Linked DNA regions of Homo sapiens: region 1 is linked to region 2. The links are chromatin contacts, found by Hi-C in ENCODE. All regions are on one chromosome and are shown on one strand. Each heading gives the region's core, a stretch centred on a gene start or an enhancer-like site at or near the end of the contact. The rest is flanking DNA. Distances are from core to core; before and after follow the strand shown.

What was found. Hi-C counts contacts between places; a loop is a spot of excess contacts on that map. Pooled maps may share reads with other maps.
Region 1: a loop to region 2 is called in a pooled map of heart left ventricle, with 4 times the contacts of the local background. The contact joins the promoter of EIF1B here to the promoter of XIRP1 in region 2. A Hi-C loop is called at or near these places in 1 of 168 maps with a recorded cell type or tissue (transverse colon) and 7 of 50 pooled maps.

Annotation. Positions count from the first base shown.
Region 1 is chr3:40,306,656-40,312,298 of GRCh38, forward strand. It overlaps EIF1B (eukaryotic translation initiation factor 1B), which reads left to right and starts at 3,052. Exons shown (of 4, transcript NM_005875.3): 1 at 3,052-3,317; 2 at 4,238-4,401; 3 at 4,815-4,916; 4 at 5,315-5,643. The coding sequence starts at 3,287. The coding sequence ends at 5,359. It overlaps EIF1B-AS1 (EIF1B antisense RNA 1), which reads right to left and starts at 3,043. Exons shown (of 3, transcript NR_033965.1): 1 at 2,668-3,043. It overlaps LOC124906228 (a long non-coding RNA gene), which reads right to left and starts at 2,156. Exons shown (of 2, transcript XR_007095876.1): 1 at 59-2,156. RefSeq lists an enhancer at 2,783-3,142 and a silencer at 3,413-3,462.
Region 2 is chr3:39,189,787-39,195,894 of GRCh38, forward strand. It overlaps XIRP1 (xin actin binding repeat containing 1), which reads right to left and starts at 2,809. Exons shown (of 2, transcript NM_194293.4): 1 at 2,660-2,809. RefSeq lists an enhancer at 1,580-2,569.

The DNA.
Region 1 (5,643 bases), core at 1,802-4,301, 1.1 Mb after region 2:
AACCAGATAATACATCCTCATGACCAGCAGATATAAGAAACAGCTGCAAAAAACCCACCATTGCCTTCATTGTGGGCAAACTGCTAGGGATGCTTCCACTACATCACAGTGCTCCCTTTATGAGGGCCCAAGAATAATACCTCCTGTGGCTCAGGGCCTGGCAAAGCTATTCCTCCTGCGCAACTGGTATGTTTTCATCCTGTAGACAAGATTTTCTAGCTGACTTCTTCTTTGTCTTAACTATCAGAAAGTTAGAACCAGACTTGGGGTTCTACCTTCAGCTTTAGGTGCTTTTTAATTATTATCTTCTATAATTCCTTTACTCAGCACAACTGTTCTCTGTGAGTGATCTAAAATGCTTTTCTGAATTAAGACAAGAAATAATTACCTTAACCTAGGCTGGTACCATTTAGAACTAAAAATGCTAGATTTTAAATGCTTCAGTTTATTCTTTTTATGATAACTTTACACACAGGCCAAATTCTTTCACTCTAAACTAGTGCTATCTAGTAGAAATAGAGCATGAGCCACATGTAATTTTAAGTCTTTAGTAGCTACATTAAAAAGGTAAAACGAAATAGGTGAAATTAAGACAATTTAGTCTTTGGAAGCCTACTGTATATCTTCTACTTACATCACATCCCAATTTAAATCAGCTATACTGCAAGTACTCAATGGCCACATGTGGCTAGTGGTTTCTGTACTGGACACTGCAGGTCTAAACACAAAGACTATGAATCATGAGAGTTAGAAGAGCCTTAAGAACCACAACTGTATCTAATCTGTATTCATATTGGCTTTGATTAAAGATTTCTGAGCTCCTGGGGGTTTCTTTTTTCTTTCTTTTTTTTTTTTTTTCTCACTCCTGAAGGTTTCTGATGCAAACACTAAATCTAAGAAAAGTGAGTTCTCCTGACAGGGGTAATGACCATGAAACCCTAAGATTTCTGGAATTTTTCTTTTAATTTCTCTGTGTTTGTAGTTTTTTCTTCACTGGATCACCTTTGGCTTCTTCTGAGAAATAAAGTAATATAAAATACTCATGTACATCTACTAAGAAAGAAAGGAAACAAATAGAGATGCATTATCTAGATTACAAATTATTTAGAAATTAGAGTGTTAGAGTATTAACATAGGGCACAAAATTGAACTAATAAAATTACTTTAAAGCACACTTATTTAGATATTTTGATGCTCCTTGTTTTGGAGCCAGCTCTAAACTTTACACCTCAATTTGGGATACGAAGAGTGTTTTCCATTTGAACCAGAGCTGGAAGACCACAAATGTGGTTAGATTTCTGAGAGTTAAGAATTTGATTTTTTTTTCAGGCATTAACCTACAAAAGCCTTCATTTCCACACCTGGTGCATAGAGTAATGCTTACCTTATAAAATAGCTATGAAGATTAATAATGTTATATATAAGCTTTGTAACAGGCAAACAGTAAGTACTAAATAAATGGCACTTATCATCATTGTTAATTACAAAAGATTGTCAAATCCAGGTATTCTTAACCTGCGGTCTGCAGATCCTTGGCTCATGGATAAAACTGCAGGGGTGGAGATCCCTAAAATTGGATGGGGAAAGATTATATCTGCATTTTCATTAACCTCTAAGCAAAATTTACCATTTCTTTCCATTATGAATAAAGGCAACATCATAGTGATAGAAGGACCTGTCACTTCGCACCAACAGAAGTTACACATACTTTCATATTAAATTTCTGATGTTACGGACATCACAAAATATCTCTTACATTTATCAGCTTTTTGAAATTATAGTATTAGACCTAATCTTGCTAGATCTTATTAGTGTATTAATAAAGAAATACACGTTATTAATGTATTTTTTAAATTTCAATATAATTGGTTTCCTTTGTAATCCTATGTACTTTGTGAACTTAAAACTTAACTTCTCATTATTCTGAGAAGGGATTCAGCAGCTTCACAGGATTGCCATGGCACACACAAAAAAGTTAAGAATCCCTAAATTTTAGTCTATCTCTTTGCTTCCAGAAAGCCAACCAAGTTTGACAATTGAACACACCTGCCTGAGTGAGCCAATTCCCAAAGTCTCGGGTTTATTTTTCTGTGCGTGACCTGATAGGAAGATATTACGGTCTGGTACATGACTCCATCAATTAACCTATTTGCTGAGCTCACCTTCAGCTTATACCTGGCATCTTTCCTGAATTCTCTGTTGGGCCTTCTGAGGCACACAAAATGAGCTGACAAGCTGATTTTCTGGTATCTTCTGTTCATACACACCTGGCCCCCACTCGATGCCAGGCCCAGGATTAAGCTGGGCAGTGATTCTCAAGCCTGATCCCAGACCAGCAGGCAGGATCAGCATCACCAAGGAGCTTATGAGAATTGCAGATTTTCAGGTCACACCCTAGACTTCCTGAAACAGAAACTCTGGGGTCTATCAGTGTTTTCTCAAGCCCTCCAGAGACACACGCTTTAGTCTGAGATCCACCGTGCTAGGGAATCGGAGGTCCGTCCAATCCTGGAAAGAGAGGCTCCCATCTCCAGTATTGGTTGAGACTAACACCGCTCCTGCAACTGGGGTTGGAATTTCAATGCAGGTAGTTGCTGAGCGGGGGCCAATGAGTTGAAAGCCGGAGCAAGGGGACTTGTTTTGTTCCTGCACCCCGATTTTACTTACATTACCCGGGGCCTCGAGGGTGACTCATAGAGATTAGCCCTGAGCGTCGACCCCTCGGCGCCGCCACTGCACAGCGAGAGAAGGGGAGTCAAGAGAGACGCTTGAGTCCCTTGACTGTCCTCCCCTACGAGCTCTCTGGGAAGAGAGCCCCAGACCTGCGAACTCTGGGCCGCTCTGCGGCCGCTTGAACACTTCGCGGGTCTTCCGCCCCGCGCTAGAGGACGCACTCCGTGACGGGAATTGCGGTCTCGGCCGCCCCCGGCCTCAGGCTTTCCGGGCTCTGCTGCCTCCAGAAAACTACAAGTCCCAGGATGCTCGGCGCGGGACGGTCACGTGGGAGGGGCCGCGGGCGCGGCTAAATAGTCTCCATCGGCCATTTTGTGCGAGAAGCCGCAGCGCCGCCTCTTCTCTCGCGCCCTCGCCTCTTCCTCCGCCTCCTCCTTCGCCTCTTCCTGCCTCCTCCCGGCTTCCGCCGCCGCCACTCCAGCCTAATCCCAACCCCAGGGCGAAGCGTTTTCTTATTTATTTCCGTTTTCTCGCCACTACAGCCTCCTGACAAGGTGATCCGGGCGGGCCCCGCAGGAATTTTATCCCCTCACCGGCCTCACACTAGTATCGCATGTCCACTATCCAGAACCTCCAATCTTTCGGTAAGATCCCGTCGCCGCCGCCTCCCTCCCTTGCCCGGCGCGCATCTCGGCCTTTTGCCCGCCTGGCCACCGCCCCTAGGGGCCCCCTTTCTGCCCTTCCCGCACCCCTAGTGGGGCTTTGTCTCGGCGCCCAGAAAATGGCGACGGGGCCCCTGGCGACCCCTTCCCCGAGGACAGCGCCGGACTCCGAGCCCTCCTCTCGGAGCCCCGGCCGCGGGCCCTGCGCCACCCCCTGCCCCGTCCTTGACCCGGCTCTCGCCTCCGCTTCTGCCCCTTGAAACCTTGGCGATCCTATTTCGTGGACTCCTAGATCGGCCCTGCTACTTGCAAAGGGTATGCCGGGCCAGGGAAACCAGGGATCGGCGCCCGTTCTCTGGCAGCTCCTGGGGGCACTTAGGGAAAGATGCGGATGCAAGCCTCTGATCTGTCACTGGCCAGTGGTTCAGTCTTCTCTGCTTGCGTAGCAATTTGTTAAATTACGCCTCTTGATATATATGTAATCTACTTTTTTTTTGGCAAGGCACAGTTACGGTTAAATGATTAAGGTGGGCGTATTCGAATGTTTATGTTTTCATCAGAATGTAATCGAGATGACGCACATTTTTATAGCGGCTACAATATTAAGGTTTTCTAAATCTTTTTCTCATTAGAGGACCATATTGAACGATAACATTATTTATCTATAACAGCGTTTTTCTACAATGGACATAGCTGTTCAAATGTTTCTCTTTTTGTGAGAGTATCTTGGGGGTTTTATTAATACTCCACCCCCATCTCCATTCCTACCGGCAAAAACAGCAAAGGCACTAGAACCTTCATTGATGACTGTCTGGATTGGTAGTATAATGTATTTCTGGAAAGTACTTCTTAAAAAATATTTTTCTACTTTGGATTTTTTTTTTTTTTTTATCCATTCGCAGACCCCTTTGCTGATGCAACTAAGGGTGACGACTTACTCCCGGCAGGGACTGAGGATTACATTCATATAAGAATCCAGCAACGGAACGGCAGAAAGACACTGACTACTGTTCAGGGCATTGCAGATGATTATGACAAAAAGAAACTTGTGAAAGCTTTCAAAAAGGTAAAGGGATTAGGAAGAAAGGATTAGAGTTACTGATGCACACCTCTGAACTGGATTATGATTCACACCTTTATATCGGCGTGGATGAAAATAACTAGACCAAGAAAGTTGTTCTCATTTTTGTAATTAACATGTAAATATTTAGTTATTCTCCCAGTGTGGTCTCTCATTTTAAAAGAAGATTCGCGTTGCTTTTAAATAAATTTAAATGTGAAATATTTAGTTCTTGATGTTACACATAAAATCATTTCCTGGTTTACAAATTAATTTGGAAGGATTGTGGATTATAGGAGACAAAATCTGTTTCTCTAAATATGATCTAGCTTACTGAAATGGCTAATTCTGTTCATACGGTGAAATAAAACCTCATAGTAGTTGACTAAATTTTGTTGTATATTTATGCACTTTTCCAGAAATTTGCCTGTAATGGTACTGTGATTGAACATCCTGAATACGGAGAGGTTATTCAGCTTCAAGGTGACCAAAGAAAAAACATCTGCCAGTTTCTCTTGGAGGTGAGTGATTGGGTGCTTTATGTGTAACCTTGAGATTGCTTTTAAAATTGTATTTAAAGGCAACATGATTTGTTTTCTACTAAGTAAAAAATCATACGAATGAAGGAAATTAGGTGAAATAAAGACATGGTAGTTATTTGGAAAGCAAAGACCTTTATCTGGTTTATTTTGTCATTAGAGTATTCTGATCATTTCTTTATATACACACACAGGCTATTTCTTGGCATGTAAAGTATTCAAATACGTGTTGAATTGTTGGCTATCAGCAGTGCATGCCACAGACAACAGTGTTGCAGTAAGCTGTTGATAGTGATTCTTTTTAATTACTCTTCCATGTTTTCTTAATGAATTTTTATATTTCTCAGAGTTATTTTGCTAAATTAGATTTTATTTTACAGGTTGGCATTGTAAAGGAGGAACAGCTTAAGGTTCATGGATTCTAAAATGAACCTAAATACGTGGAGAATTTCTTGAATAGTTTTGTTCTCTAAACCCGGTTTGGCTGCCTTGTGAAATGATTCCCTGCAGTAAACGGACTTTTCATTTATTTAATCATTCAAACTTCCATTCACATCTGCATGATTACAGAAAACATGGGGTATGTAGACTAGTAACACATAAGAAAATTGCAGTAAGATGGTAACAAAACCTCATATTGTCTTTACATGTTTCCAATGGAAAATGTTTTGAGTGTTTATTGTTCAGTTTATTACGTTTCACTTGATTA
Region 2 (6,108 bases), core at 1,559-4,058:
GCATAAACCTCCAGTGGGCAAACTGGACATGCCCCATCCTCACCTTCCTTTGTTAAAAATCAGTGTTTCCCTGGAAGACTGCCAGGGGAGTGGCCTGGGGGAATCCTGACTTTTGGAGTCCCAGCCTTGGAGAGGCAGGTCTCTAAACTGGTGACTGATTTCCTATGGAGACGAGATTCCTTTGCAGAACACCAGAGGGCAGACTTGCCATGTTGACCTGGAACGCTGCCTAACTTTTACCTCTTGGCTGTCAACGCACTCCAACCTTTCCCAGGCCCAAGGAGGCAAGCAGAGGCCAACAGCCCATGCTAGAGCGGAAGCAGTTGAGAATCAGGGCTGGGAAGCTGCTCATCAGATATCTCGTGCTTAGGCCAGATCCAAATTCTGAATATCTGGTCAGGGTTTTCTGCATTATACTCGAAGACTGAGAATGTCTGAGCTAGGGGGATCTCAAAGGTCTTTTAGCACAATCATTTATAAATAAAGATGAGGGAACTTAGGCCCAGAGTCAGATCTTGGTGAATAAATGGAAGGCCGTGCTGGCTTGGGGTCCCTAGACTCCATTTAGGGCATGGCCCCAAGAAATAAGAGGGTAGCAGGTGTAAAGCTTTCTTATTGGCCATAGAACCCGTCTATTCCCCAGCAGGCACCCCTGGGAGGATATGAGGGTGACAACAACCAGGGAGAGGACCATGGGATCAGGGTCCTTTCTGCAGAGACAGCCCTGCCTCTTGCTCCTGGATACCGCTCTCTAAGCAAGCAAGCACAGCTTCAGGGGCTCGGACTCAGGGGGGCTTCAGGCTAAGCCCTACCCCTGCAGGCCTCATGGCCACCCCAGCTCAGCCTCTCCCCGGCTACACCCCCGCCCCTCAATGACCTACCACCCCTCAAGCCCTTCTCTGGTCTCTGTCCATGTATGTCTTATCTCTCTTGTGACAGGTGTACTAACAGTCCCCAGAGGCCAGTAGGGAAAGAATGGGAAGCACGTGCCCCCTCCTGCTGCCCCTGACCCACTGCTCTGCACCACACAGGGTGCTAAATATAGCTGAGGTCCTGGCCTCAGAACAGCAGCCCTGGGCTCAGAGGGAGGCTGAGGCCCAGCCAGTGGGGACCCTCAGTACCCTTGGCTCACCTCATCTCCTTCATTAGCCTGGGCTCCCCTATCCTGCCTCCTGGGCTGGTGTCAGGCCCCTGGGCTGCAGGCCAGCCAGGTGCTAGAACCTGGACACCTTCCCTGGCCAAAGGAGTCTGCACTGGGGGGAGGTACTGGAAGTAAGTGGGGCAGGACTTCCTCCCTATGGCTACCTCAGAAGGAGGAGAGAGGAAACTGAGACCTGCTGACCCCATGCCCACCCTGGCATGTCCACCAAAGACATCAGAACCTTTGGGGAATGTGAGCTCTGAAACCTGCAGCCTGAGTCTCATCAAAGCTCTGGGTGGTTTTCTTTCATTTCTGAGCTCCAATGAGGATCCCCTGCCCAAGGCAAACCTGAGCCTGTCTCCACCTCTACTCCATCCTGTCACCACCAGGGTGGCCTGAGCAGATGGTGTGTGCACACCATCAGCTTCACCCCACCCCCGCCCCCAGGAATTTCCAGAATCTCTGCTAAGGCCACAGACAGTTATTATCATGGAGTCCAGGGATGTCAGGCCTAAGGACCCTCAGAGGTCACTCAATCTAAACCCCTTATTGTTCAAATAGGGAAACAGAGGCCCAAAGAGGGGAAAGGAGCTGTCCAAGGAGGCTCAGCAAGGCAGTAGCAAAGCCTGAAGCATGTCTCCTGACTCCTGGCCTTCCCACCACCATCTTTGCCTGGCTTGAGACTGCTGGGACAAGTGTAGAGTCAGGACAGAATTCATAACTGGGACCAGACTTACGTGGGGTGAGCCCCAAGAACTGTCCTAGAGCTTGGTCTCCTAGGGCTGGGCCAGCCTCTCAGGATGGTCCCCCTGCTGTCCTCGGGTCACCTCCTCCTTGGCCCAGCTGGCTCCATATGTCTTTACATCTGGGCAAATTCAGATCTGGTCTCCCTCCCGTGAGCCCCCCAAATCTGCCCTGGGGGCTTTCCCACTGGGCAAGACTATGGACATGGGCAGAGTCCGAATTCCACCCCAGGTTTTAGGCTATGATATGTAGGGAGCTGGGCTCCGGCCAGCCCCTGGGAGCTATCCCTGGGCCAGATATGCCAAGAGTGTCATCCACAACAACTAGGCATGGGGCTTGTTCTAGCAATGCACACTCAGGCCTACTTACAGCCCCCTGCCCCCACCTCTCTCCTGTTCCTCCTTCCTCCAGATCCTGGGCCTGCCTGAAGCTTCCCTGGGAGGAAGCCCTGAAGCCTGAGGCACTCCATACCTGTATTTTAAAAATCACAACTCCAGGCCTTTCTGGATCATGCCAGCCTGGCAGGAGCCTATCCTTTCTGCTAGCTTCAGGCCTGTGGCAGCCACTCTGAGAGCTCCCATGGGGCTCACACTGTCTTTACCTCCTTTGTGGGTTCTTTATGTCTGAGACTTCCACTCACCTCCTCCCATGCATGCCCCTCAATCTCCTTCCCCTACTCAGAGCCATTCCTAATACGTCCATTTCAGAAGGAGAGGGGATCCCAGCTGTGAAAGCCAGCCTTGCTGTGGAAGGATGGAGAGGTAGGTTACTCACCAAGGGTCTCTCTTGGCTGATGGGGTGTTTGTGGTCTGTAGCAGCTGTGGTCTCAGGGTTCGTCGTTCCTCTGGAGGTTCTTGTTCAAATTGGTTCTGTTCTGCTGGCTCCAACAGACACCTTCTTGCTGCCCTGGCTCCAGGTCTCTGTCCCCTGCCAGCCCCAGCAGCTGCCTTTATCTTGCTGGCTAGTGGGTGGGCCGTGGTGGGGGCGGGTGGGAGAGGCTATGTTCCGAGTATTAAGTGGTTCGGTTATTTTTAGGTCTTGTGGAAGTCACTCTTCCATCCTGGGGAATCAGTTACATGTCCTTTGGGCTGGGGAGGGGAAACAGAGGGGGAGAAGCTTCATTCATCCAAAGTCTGATCTGGGGATTGGGGTCAGTGACTCAGCTGGGTTGTGAGGTTGGGGGTGTCCCAGACTATTTTGAGAGAGTGACTAAGAAGAGGCATCTGACACCTTGGACAGCTTGCTCCCGTCTTGTGAGCCCCCATCATTCTACTCTGGCCCTGCCTCTGACTCTTCCTGACGTGTCTCCACCCACCGTGCCAGGAGACTGGAGGTCTCCTGAGGGCAGGCTGGGCACCTCCTCCTCTGTTCTGAGCCTGGATACCTCTGAGTGTGATGCTCAGCTCTCTTTCTTCCCCATTCCCTTCTGCACTAAAGAGTTCCTTCTTTCTTATCCATTCCACCCTGTGCCCCACAGCACAGGTCAACACAGCCCCGATGAAGCTGGATTTGGGGGGAAGACATCTGAATGACCAGGCCCAGCTCTTCACTGGGCCGAGATTGGCCAGGCCCAGCTCCTCCTTTGCACCACTACACCCAGTTAATTTTTGTATTTTTAGTAGAGATGGGGTTTCACCATGTTGGCCAGGCTGGTCTCGAACTCCTGACCTCAGGTAATCCACCTGCCTCGGCCTCCCAATGAATGAATTCCACAGCAGGACTCTATGGTTTTCATTCCAGATTATCTGAGTCCTTTCTTCTCGACTCTTCCCTCTGACTCAGGGCCCAGGCTTTCTGGGAATGGAGGGGAGGGGAAGGGCGGCATGCAGGGAGCTGACCGTGGGGTTATTTCTGACCCTGGAGTCATCAGCTTCCCAGTCACAGATGGAGTGGCGGCGGGGGTGGGGGGGTCACACCTGCCTCCTCCTTTGCTTACCAGGGCGTGAGGGGCCCAGGAGGCCCAAGAGATCCTGGCAGTCAGACCAGTGTGGTGAAGGATGTCAGGGGACCATCTGCAAAAAACTCGAAAGAGGTGTTTTGTCCTAGGTGGGCCTGGCCCAGGCTCCATGCCTGTGGGTATGCAGGTGCATTCTGTGGCCTGGCACATGAGGTCTTCCTTCTGACTCCCCAAATGCCCTCTGGTACCAGGGGGTGATGCCAGACATTGCTCACTTTTTCCATGTAGTCAATGTCAGTCCTGCAGCGTCAGCTGGGATGGGGGTAAGGACATCTGGGAACCCCCTCTTCCTGGTCTCCCTCCCTCTTGTCTCTTCCCCTGCTCTTTTCTAGCCCTCTGCCTGTCCCCCAGGCTCCTGGCTCTCTCTAGGAAGGGCAGGGAGACCGATGTACCAGTGTTTCAGGGAAAGGGCAGCCTTAGGTTTCTCAGGATTTCTCCTGGGAGGAGCTTTCTCCCTGTGGGTACTGAAATTTCTTACTTTCTAGGATAGTTTTGAGAATTGAAGGAATTATTATATGAAAAGAGTGCCTCCAGCCAGGCACGGTGGCTCACGCCTGTAATCTCAGCACATTTCGGCAGGCTGAGGCTGGTGGATCACTTGAGGTCAGGAGTTCGAGACCAGCCTGACCAACATGGTGAAACCTTGTCTCTACTAAAAATATAAAAAATTAGCTGGGTGTGGTGGCACACACCTGTAATCCCAACTACTTGGGAGGCTGAGGCAGGAAAATTGAATCTGGGAGGCAGAAGATGCAGTGAGCTGGGATCGCACCCCTGCACTCCAGCCTGGGCGATAGAGCAAGACTCTGTCTCAAAAAAAAAAAAAAGTGCCTGAGAGTACTTAGCACATAGCCTATGCTTTAGAAGAGCCAGCTATTATACTGTATATAATATAAAAAGAGAAAAGCCCCTAGGTGGAACTCACTTTTGTACTCACCTCCTGTGATAACTCATGGGAGAAATTCCTCAGGCCTCAATATTAGGAAAGAGGCTCTTCCTGAGCACTTGGTTTCTTTGTATCTAGTACAGCTGTGCTGTCCAATAGAGTTGCCACTAGCCAAATGAGGCTATTTAAATTTAAGTACATTAAAATGAAATAAAATAAAAACTCAGTTATTTCACTACACTAGCCATATTTGAAGTGCTCCATAGAGACAAGTGGCTAGCAACTATTATATTGATTTTGTTTGCTTGTTTGTTTTTGAGACGGAGTTTCGCTCTGTCGCCCAGGCTGGAGTGCAGTGGCGCGATCTCGGCTCACTGCAACCTCCACCTCCCGGGTTCAAGCGATTCTACTGCCTTAGCCACCCGAGTAGCTGGGATTACAGGTGTGTGCCACCGTGCCCAGCTAATTTTTGTATTTTTAGTAGAGATGGGGTTTCACCATGTTGCCCAGGCTGGTCTCAAACTCCTGACCTCAGGTGATCCACCTGCCTCCGCCTCCCAAAGTGCTGGGATTACAGGCATGAGCCACCGCACCCAGCCTGAAACTATTATATTGAATAGTGCAGAATGTTTGCATTATTTCAGAAAGTTCTACGGATAGTGCTGTTATAGATGTTAAAATAAATAAGAAAATAAATTTTTCTGGAAGGAGAATTGTCAATAGAATAAACAATTTTTATGACATATGGTGTTTCTCTTTGACTTGGCTGCTAGGAAACTCAGAGCTAAATTTTTAACCTAGCAAGTAGACTTTATGGTCCAAATCCTGTGTAATGAGGGTGACCAACTTTTTGTTGTCTGTCTCTGAGGAGTTTTGCAAGACAAGGGATGTTCAGTTTTAAAACTGGAAAAGTTCTAACAAAACCAGGACAAGCTAGTCACTCTATGTGTAATGATCTAATGATATCACATCATCATGGTATTAATTATGAGGCTGTCAAGATAGTAAACTAGGCATTATTTACTGGAGTATCTTTAGTGGTATTAAGAAGGTAAACTGAGGCACAATAAATTTTTTAAGAGTTTATTTGTGCAAACAACAATTTTTGAATCAGGCAGTCCCAAACCAGAAGTGGCTTGGGAACTCTACTGAGGGAGCACAAGCGGGAGGTTTTTATAAGACAGATACAGAAGTAAAGCAAATATAATATTTGATTGGTTACAGTTATACAGTTGCCTTATTTGATCTATCCCATTGGAAAGTCCCTGGTTATATAATTATTTGTGCTGGCTGCTTCTCATTAGTTGCACTTAAGTTTTATTTTTCTTTAATATAGGCATTTACAAGAAATAGCTCAAAGGCAGGCATGGTGACTCACAC